Regions from separate parts of the Homo sapiens genome. Here region 1 is linked to region 2. Evidence: read pairs that join two places in POLR2A ChIA-PET (ENCODE). Cell type or tissue: A673. All regions are shown on one strand. Region 1 overlaps EXT2 (exostosin glycosyltransferase 2). Region 2 overlaps EXT2 (exostosin glycosyltransferase 2).

Evidence for each region. Peaks named below come from ENCODE experiments on the same cell type or tissue, not always from the same donor. Only the 100,000 strongest peaks of a DNase experiment are listed, where the experiment ranks them.
Region 1: POLR2A ChIA-PET joins it to region 2 with 7 read pairs; 3 of 35 experiments call an interaction of 5 or more read pairs at or near these places.

What each region holds. Positions count from the first base shown.
Region 1 is chr11:44,114,378-44,119,377 of GRCh38, forward strand. All of the region lies in intron 4 of EXT2 (exostosin glycosyltransferase 2), which reads left to right. Among named protein-coding and RNA genes, the nearest start is that of EXT2, 21 kb to the left of the region's middle. In A673, no CTCF peak of the experiment used is centred here; no DNase peak of the experiment used is centred here; H3K27ac peaks cover 78 bases.
Region 2 is chr11:44,183,941-44,188,940 of GRCh38, forward strand. All of the region lies in intron 8 of EXT2 (exostosin glycosyltransferase 2), which reads left to right. Among named protein-coding and RNA genes, the nearest start is that of EXT2, 91 kb to the left of the region's middle. In A673, no CTCF peak of the experiment used is centred here; a DNase peak (open chromatin) is centred at 2,791; H3K27ac peaks cover 4,709 bases.

The DNA.
Region 1 (5,000 bases), 70 kb before region 2:
TCAAAGCAACCAATACATCAGTTACAGGGTAGGGTCCTTGAGGCACTGAGGCACCCATCTTTCCCACCTCCATGCAGTCTCATTCATCTTGCAGTTTTCTCTGTCTCCTTAAATTCACAGTGCTGTCTACCAAGTTTTCTAAGCCAGGAATCCATGTGGTATCCTTAACTCCGTTCTCTCCTTTGTTTCCTATATCAAAGTAGGAAGTCGTATTGATTCTGCATCCTAAATACTTCCTAGGTCTGTCTGCTCCCCGAATCCTCCTCCTCTACCCTAGACCAGGTTACTGTCATCTCTCCATTGGATTGCTGAAACGGCTTCCTATGTGGTTTCCCTGCCTCTGGTCTTGCTCCCCTCGAGTTTGATCCTTGGCTTCACATTGCCCTTAGGATAAGATTCACGTTAGTCCTTAGCCCACAGTCCCTAAAACATCTTTCAAGGCTCTCTTTCATCTGACCACTATCTCCATCTTTAGCTTTGTGTCTGAGAACTTTTTACTTCTTTCAGTTCCTAGAACAAGCTGTGCTCTCTCAGTTTTTCTGGGCAGCAGACACATTCTCTACTGTCTGCAGACCTTCTTCCTCGTCTTCATTAGTCTAACATCCTGCTTGTGCCTTAGGTTTCAGCTTGAAACCACCTTCTGGGATGGGGTGGAGGGGGTACCTTCTTGGCCTCTGCCCTGGCTCCTCTGCTTTATGCTCCCATAGCAGCCTGCACGTCTCTTAGAGTGATGCCCATCGCTGCACACATGATGCCCATCGTGATGACTTGCTCAAAGCCTGTCTTGTTTGGATTTTGGATTTTGTACGTGCAGTGAAGCTGAGGTTAGGTTTTTGTTTTTGCTTTGTTTTGCTTTTTTAAGTGACAGAGTCTTGCTATGTTGCCCAGGCTAGATTCAAATTGTTGGGCTCAAGTGACCCTCCTGCCTCAGCCTCCCAAGTAACAGGAACTGTAGGCCCATGCCACTGCATCCAGCTGTTTTTTTAAACTACCATATCTTCAGTGTCTGGCATTTCTTGGCTCATATTTTAGTATGTGAGGGAGTAAATGAAAAGGGCTGACAACATGAATGTGCAGCATGGATGTAACCTTTTTTTTTCTGTAGTCTATGTAAAAATTGTGCTATTTCCTGGTGAGAATCTCAGTGAGCTTTAAACAAACATGATAATAAAAGCATCCTTTACTTGTGTGGAAGTGCTCAGAAGCAGAGGTGACCAATAGATAAATTTTGACACTAAAAATGTTGTATTTGGTTTGAGAAATGGGTCTCATGGAAATAGTTTGCCTGGAGACCATTAGAACCATTCTTTAAATATTTCAGACATCTCCTTAGAAACCTTTGTGGACTCTGAGAAGTAAGAGAACTTTTCTCAGGAGAAGACATCTCTCTCCTGTTTGTGTTCTACCATGTGGCCCGGGACCAAATTCTGAAACTTACATTAGCCATTCACTTAGCAAATTTTGTTATGTAGACGATGTGTAAAGCCCAGGTGAGCTTGAGACATTTTTGTTCCTACCCTTAGGCAAATGCGGAGCAAGACTGAGTGGTTCATGAAGTTGTTGCTTAGGACATCTTCCTGGATTTTTCTCCCTTTGTGGACTCCCAGAGTTGACTTATTTTATTTTATGTTTAAAATTGAGATTAATTTATATACCATAAAATTTACTCTTTTAATGTGTATAATTTAACGGTTTTTAGTATATTCACAAAATTGTGCAACTATCATCAGGCCTACTACCTAATTCTAGAACATTTTCATGACTCCACAAATAAACCTAATATCCAATAGCAGTCAGTCCTCACCTCTGTCCCCAGCAAGAATCCTTAATCTGCTTTTTCTCTCTATGGGTTTGCCTATTCTGGACATTTCCTATCAACATAATTGTACAATAAATGGTCTTTTGTACCTGTCTTCTTTCACTTAGCATAATGTTTCCAAGGCTTATTCATGTAATAGCATGGAATCAGTACTTCCTTTGTTTTTTGGCTGAATATTTCATCATATGAATATACCACATTTTATTCATCTCTTCATCAGTTGATGGAAATTTGGATTATTTCCACCTGTTAGCTCTTATGAATAATGCTGCTATGAACATTTGTATACAAGTTTGTATGTAAAGCTGGTTTCAGTTCTCTTGACCTAGGAGCAGAACTGCTGGGTCATACGGTAGCTCTATGTTTAACTTTTTGAGGAACTGCCAAACTCTTTTCCAAAGCGGCTGCACCATTTCACATTCCCACCAGCCATGTATGAGGGTTTCGATTTCCCCATATCCTCACTAACCCTTGTTATTGCCTGTGTTTTTTATTCTAGCCATCCTAGTGGATGTGAAGTCATATCTTCATTGTGGTTTTGGTTTGCATTTCCCCACTGACTAATAATTTTGAGTATCTTTTCATGTGCTTATTGGCCATTTATATAACTTCTTTGGAGAAATGTCTATTCAGATCATTTGCCCATTTTAAAATTGAATTGTCCTTTTATCGTAGAGCTATAAGAATTCTTTATCTATAACAGATGTTAGAACCTCTTCAGATCCATGATTTGCAAATCCTTTCTCCCATTCTATAGACTGCTTTTCACTTTCTTTTTTTTTTTTTTTTTGAGACGGAGTTTTGCTCTTGTTGCCCAAGCTGGAGTGCAATGGCGTGATCTCGGCTCACCAAAACCTCCGCCTCCCAGATTCAAGCGATTCTCCTGCCTCAACCTCCCAAGTAGCTGGGATTACAGGCGTGTGCCACCACGCCCAGCTAATTTTGTATTTTTTGCAGAGACGGGGTTTCTCCATGTTTGTCAGGCTGGTTTCAAACTCCTGACCTCAGGTGATCCACCCACCTTGGCCTCCCAAAGTGCTGGGATTACAGGTGTGAGCCACCGCACCCGGCCTCACATTCTTGATAGTGTCCTTTGATGCACAAAAGTTCCTCATTTTGATGAAGTCAATTTATCTATTTTTCCTTTGGTTACTTGCAGTTTTGGTGTCATTTTTAAGAAACCATTGCCTAATCCAAGGCCATGAAGATTTACCCTTACGTTTTCTTCTAAGAGTTTTACAGTTTTGGCTCTTACATTTAGATTTATGGTTCATTTTGGTTAATTTTTGTATGTGGTATAAGGTGGGGGTCCAACTTCATTCTTTTGCTTGTGTATGTCTAGTTGTCTGAACACCACTGGTTGAAAAAACAAGTCTTCTTCTATTGAATGGTCTTGGTACCCTTGTTAAAAATCAACTGGCCATAGATATATGGGTTTATTTTTGGATTGTCAATTCGAATCTGTTGGTCTATATGTCTATTATGCCAGTACTACATTGTCTTGGTTACCTTAGCTTTGTATTAAGTTTTGAAATAAATGTAAGTTCTCCAACTTTGTTCTTCCTTTTTCTTGTTTTAAGAGACGAGGTCTCGCTCTGTCACCCTGGAGTGCTGGATCGAATGGGTGGGATCATAACTCACTGCAGCCTTGAACCCCTGGGCTCAGGTGATCCTCCTGCCTCAGCCTCCCAAGTAGCTAGGACTATAGGTACATGCCACCACGCTTGGCTAATTTTTTATAGAGATGGGTTCTTGTGATACTGCCCAGGCTGTGTTCTTCTTTTTCAGAGTTTTCCTGACTATTCAGGTCCTTTGCATTTTAATTAACTATTTTTGTTATAAGTAAATATAAATGAAAAACAGTCTAAACTCTTTGTGCTTATGCAACTACAAAACTGAAACAAATTTACAAGGTTAAATATAAGCACATCTACAAAACTAATAACATTCAGATTAACATAATTGAATATGATAGCTGATGCTGTTTCTTTGAAATGAGATTGCATCTTTAAGGTGAATATGGAGTTAATTACGGGTTTGCTGGGTTTGATGTGCCTATACTGTTGTATGTTGGGTGAAAATGTACTTTTTTTTTTAACCATGTTTTCTATTTGAAACATTAGAAGCTTCCCTTTAGATAGCATATTGTGACATCATTTATCTTCATATGGTACAGATGCATGATTCATATTTTTTCCAATATTTTATTATGAAAATTTCCAAACAGCAAAGTTTAAAAAATTTTACACTGAACATAATGTATACCCACAGCCTAGATTCTATCTGCATTTTTACTCTACTGCTTTATATGATTTACATTTTTAGTGTTTCTCTCATCTCATTAGTCCACTAAATAGAAACTTGGAAGTTGAATATTTTTTAGCAGTATTCATCATTAAATATGAGCAAAACTATCCCCATACTAATTTTTTGGATTATCATCACAATGGAAATACACAAATAATTCTTCTAGTGAATTCACGGACAGAAGAAACTGATATAATTCAGTGCCCTATTTCGAGGTTAGATTTTCATAAATTCAGAAAGGATGAGATCATCTACATAAGCCCCGCTGGTACCCTTTGGGGTGGTACAAGTTTCTGTTATGTGCCTAGGGTCTTAATTTGGCATATTTATGTAGCACGAGATAGAAATAACTATAAGTAGGGAAAAAAGTTACTTCTCTGCTGCTTCTGTGAGCATTTACTTAAATCTGTTCTGTGATTTAAAAAGTTTTTATTCATTTCTTTTTCTCTTTTTTTCCTCCTAAAGTTGTTCTGGAAATTATTTAATTCAATTCAGTTTAGTTCAGTTCACTTCAAGTCAAACCTTTATTGAAAGCCTGTTTGGACCAAGTATTGGGCTAGACTGCTGTCTCTCATCAGGAGAAAGGGAATGATTATGTCCCCCAGGGGACATTTGGCTATTTATATATATATATATATATATATATATATATATATATATATATATACACATACACACACACACACACACATTTTTGACTGTCATGACTGTGGGGATGTGTGTCAGAGGGTCCTGAAGACCACTTCCAGTTACTATGATTTGCCAGGAGGGCTCCATGACTCAGCATATAATTGTACTAACGTCTGTGACTTATTACGGCAAAAGGATGCACAGCACAGTCAGAGAGGTAGAAGACGCATGGGGTGAATCTGGA
Region 2 (5,000 bases):
CCACTGCTCTTGTTGCATTGTTTCCTTAGATGTTTTATAATTTTGGAATGTGAGTTCATCTCACATGTGAGGTTTTCTGTGGAAATTCTCCCATCCTGGGATAAGGAGGTATTTTCCAGAGAATTTGTTTTTGTTTATTTTGCTTCTTCAACATTAATGTCTCACTGGAGGTTTCTGAACCACTCAGATAATTCATTGAAACCCCAAACCTGCATGAGCCCCAGCCTCTGTTAAAAGCTCCCAAGGGAAACAGAGCTGACTTGGTTACGAAGCAGTAAGCTCTTTCTCTTTCTGCAAGTTGGTGAAAACATGCTGTTCCAGGGAATTTTATTTTTTCATGTATCATGATATTTACGCTGGGAAGCCTTGTTTTCCCATGTTATAGAGCATTCTTGGTTTAATAAAACTAGCTAAAAATTACATTTTTTCTTAAAGTAAGTGCTCTTTCCACGTGAGAACTACTTTTTTTTGTTTGGTTTGAAGGTAAGAAAGGGAGGAGGAACTTTTCTCTTTATATAATTACATTGAGGGCCGGGCGCGGTGGCTCACGCCTATAATCCCAGCACTTTGGGAGGCCGAGGGGGGTGGATCACGAGGTCAGGAGATGGAGACCATCCTGGCTAACAAGGTGAAACCCCATCTCTACTAAAAATACAAGAAATTAGCTGGGCGTGGTGGCGGGCGCCTGTGGTCCTAGCTACTCGGGAGGCTGAGGCAGGAGAATGGCATGAACCCGGGAGGTGGAGCTTGCAGTGAGCCGAGATGGTGCCACTGCACTCCAGCCTGGGCGACAGAGCAAGACTCCGTCTCAAAATAATAATAATAATAATAATTACATTCAGCCTGTGATGAAGCATTTGATTATTAGACAGCAATGTCACTGATCAGTTTTTTAAGTTGTCAGCAATTAATTGTAAACACTAGTGTAGTACTCTTCATTATGGTAAATACAGTTGTCTTAAGATGAATGGCTCATATTTTGGTACAGTGCTTGATGTTCAAAACAAAATGTTGCAAAACAATAAGCAAACATAAATTGAAAGAAAAAATTCCCCAGGAGGATTCCCCCTCACCCACATCACCAAGCTCAGGTTGAGAAAGAAAAGTGACTTTTGTTGCTTCTGTGTACTAGTGAGAGACTTTTTCTGGCCCACTCTTTCACTGATTGTATAGGCCTTCAAGGGATCTGGTTTAATGTACAAGTCTCACTTCTAACTTCCTTACTTCCTGTGCCCAAAACCAAGTCTCCTGTTCCAGCATGAGCGTTAAAACCAACTACATTGCCAACCCCTGCAACAAGCTTGGCCCTCTGCGGTGCCACAGTGCCAACTAGCTCCTGGGCGTTCAGCTTTCATTTGCAGTTTTTTCTTCATTTTTGGTCCCTAGGGACTTATCTTTTCCAGTGACCTCAGCTGTATATTTAAAATAATTTTTGTTCTATTTTATACTACATTTCTATGTTTTATAGCAAGAGGATTTTGAAAAAGGAAGGCTTCATCTGTTTTACCTTCCAAAAATTTGTTGAACTCTGGTCCATTCTTGTTTCCAATAAAAGGTTTTTTTTTGCCCTTGTGGGTTCATGCCTTTTTTTCAGGAAGAAGCAGAGATGGAGCACAGCAGACAAAACATATGCTTTATTGGAATTCCAGAGAAATTAATATTTAAGAAATCACTTTATTGTGGAGTCTCTTCTTTCCACTCTGTATCAACTTTCATTTTGGTGTTAGGCTCCTAACAGCTCAAACTATACAGAAACTGTGGTTTTCTTGGTTATAACTGTGTTGGTGTTTTGAGCTTGGATGCCATAAGCTGTAATTTAATCACTCCCCAAAGTTCTTATTTACCAAGCCAATGAAGTCTTCCCCTATACCATAGATGACCTCTCTAATATGGTCAGGGGCTACCAACAATCATTTTTATGCCCAGATCAGAGAATGAGCTACTCTTTCAAACTGTCAGAGCATTTCAAGTATGGGAGAATCAGTTGAAACTGTAAATTTGTTTTACCTCTCATAAGATGTAGTAGTATAAGCCATCATGAACATTGTTGGACACTTTGTCTTTGGTTTATAGATTGGCTTTCTTTGTTTGAATCAGATAAGTCACTAGTTTTTTCACTGAAGCATTTAAGTATTTTCAGTGTATTTATGAAGTAGCAGGTCCAAGGATGATGATTGAAGACCTTGTTCTAAATAATCTAAATCTTTTGTACTGTAAAACAGCTGAACTGTTATTTTTAACATATCAAATTATAAACCAATAAAATCAATGGTATGTTATCTTTGCCAGTATCTTAAGCAATCATACTATAGATATATTTAGTGAAATTTATTACTTGCAGACTGCTGTAACTCATGAATTATTAAAAGTATCAGCATATGGAACCCTCTCTTCCCTCATTCCAAATTCTTTTAATATGGCTTATGTTGAACCATTTAAATGGTTTCTGTCCATCCCACTAATGGAAGCTGCAGCCAGATGAGGGTTCTTATAAATGATTGGCTTTCTTTCCAAGCAAGAGGAGGATGAAATGTCAACTTTTTCCTCTACTACCTGAAAAGCAATCAGTGGCAACCTTTCTTGCTCTCCTTGACAGTAGTTTGGCTTTATGGAAGAAGGGTGGGCATTTAGCCAAATGTGAATTTCAGTGCTATATGAAGAAAAAAATTGACGTAGCTAAAACTCAGATAATAACAGGAATTTTCAAGAGGCATTCAAATGGGTTTAACCTGTGAGCCTTCCAGTAAACTAACTGTAGCCCAGAAATTCCTAAACTGCACGTTTCAATCCCTTTTTTCTTGAGGATGATCTGAGTGACTTGAGGTTACTTACCAAATCTCTCTTTGCAACAATTTGCCCATCTGTAGGACTGAAATTAGGGATAATGATAGCTTCAGAAGAATAGTGTAACAATTAGCAACTGATTATTTTCTGATCATATGATTATCTGATTATGTCTGATTATAATTAAGGCCATTGCAAAGGACATTTGGAATCAAACCTGAGCTCAAAACCATTTATTAGCTTGACCTTGTACAAAATTTCCTTCCTTCCTTCCTTCCTTCCTTCCTTCCTTCCTTCCTTCCTTCCTTCCTTCCTTCCTTCCCTCCTTCCCTCCTCCCTCCCTCCGTCCCTCCCTCCCTCCCTTCTGCAGCGGCACAATCATAGCTCCCTACAGCCTTGACCTCCTGGGCTCAAGTGATCCTCCCACCTCAGCCTCCTGAGTAGCTGGGATTATAGGTGTGCACCACATGCCGTGCTACTTTTAAAAAATCTTATTTTTGTAGAGTGCAATGGCATGATCACAGCTCACTGCAGCCTCAAACTCCTGGGCTCCACCAATCCTCCTGCTTCAGCCTCCTAAGTAACTAGGACCATAGGCTTGCACCACTATATCCAGCTAATTTTTTTTTTTTGTAGTGACAGGGTCTTACTATGTTTCCCAGGCTGATGTTGAACTCCTGGCCTCCAGCTCTTGAACTCCTGGCCTCGAGCAATCCTCCCACCCTGGCAAGTTTCTTATCTCTTTGAATTTCATTATTCTTATCTGTAAAATGAGGATACTTATTTCAGAGAACTATTCTAAGAAATTAATGATATACATGGAAGCATTTTGTAAGTGGTGTGGAGCTATGAGAAGTGAAGTGTTGATAATTATAAGGTTGATAGTATAATGCTGTATCACATGGAAACATAAATTTTAGAATTGGGTGGGACTCTGGAGAGGAAAATTAAAAATACAGGAGGGTATTTTTTGTGCCCAGATAGGTCTTATTATGTATTTTCTCTTGTTTATTCCTTACAACAAAAGGTAGCATTCCGTTAGCTCTATTCTTACAGATGAAGGAAGTGAGACATATTTATATTCAAGGCCCATCCACTGATCACCTCTTTTTTTAAATGAGGAAATGGAGGTCCAAAAAAGTATGTTGATTCATCTAATGCAGAGATTCTGTGCCCATCATTCCATCTATTATACTGCTTTCTTTTCATATAATTGTTTTCATCTTGTACCCAAATTTGGCCCCCAAGTTAAACAGGGAACACAATGACACATAAGTACAGTGGCAGTGTAAATATAAAAAAGACTTCTGTCCCTGGCTTTCTGATAGGTTAGATATGCTAAGTGACCTCCTTAAGTGAACAACTAAAATATTGAATGAAGTATTATAAAGCAATTTTAACCTATTGCTGAGCTGGCAGGAAAGTAAGGTATTTGCTAATCCCCAAATCAAAGTGAAACTTGGTATCCTGGGAGGTGAGTGGGAGCCAAAATCAGCTTTTGCCATGGAGACTTTTGTAGACCTTGATGATCTGGAGCTTTGACCTGGTAACTCTGTGAAGTAAGGGACAGGGATTAGGATTTAAATCCTGTGGCCCATCCAACTCTCACAAGAACTTCTTGGATGAAGCTAGGAAACTAAAAGATTATGTCTTCAGTGAAAGAGTAAAGAAGGAGTAAACCTGTCTGTATTGACCCTTGTGATTAAGAACTGCAATCACAAGCCACCCCCACATGGATTCATACTACAGTTATCATCCAAATAAGCCTTATGAAGGGAATTTAGTTGAAAGTGGCTTTGTATTGATAGGAACCAGCAGAAGCAGACACAAACCCTGTCATAAGGACCATATTTTCAGTCCAGGTCTCAAATAATTCTTATAAATTAAGTGTCTGAGGACAATTAGCAGCTCACAACCATAAAGCTATAGGCAATATTGTGAGCGAGAACTACCAGAAACAGACATGCAAGGGCTTGCAATTATTAGATTAGATTATTAGAGTCAATGAAATTGTTCAGAATGCAGCCCAAAGAGACAAAGAGGTGGAAAATATGAAGAAGTGAAGTAATATAGAGAACAGAGAGAGAAGGTCCAACATACGTCTAAGCTGAGTTCCAGAAGAAGAGGTGGGGAATGGAAAGAAGCCCTATTGAAAGGATCAGAGCTGAGAATTTTCCACAATTGTTGAATGACACAGGCCGCAGATCCAGGAAGAC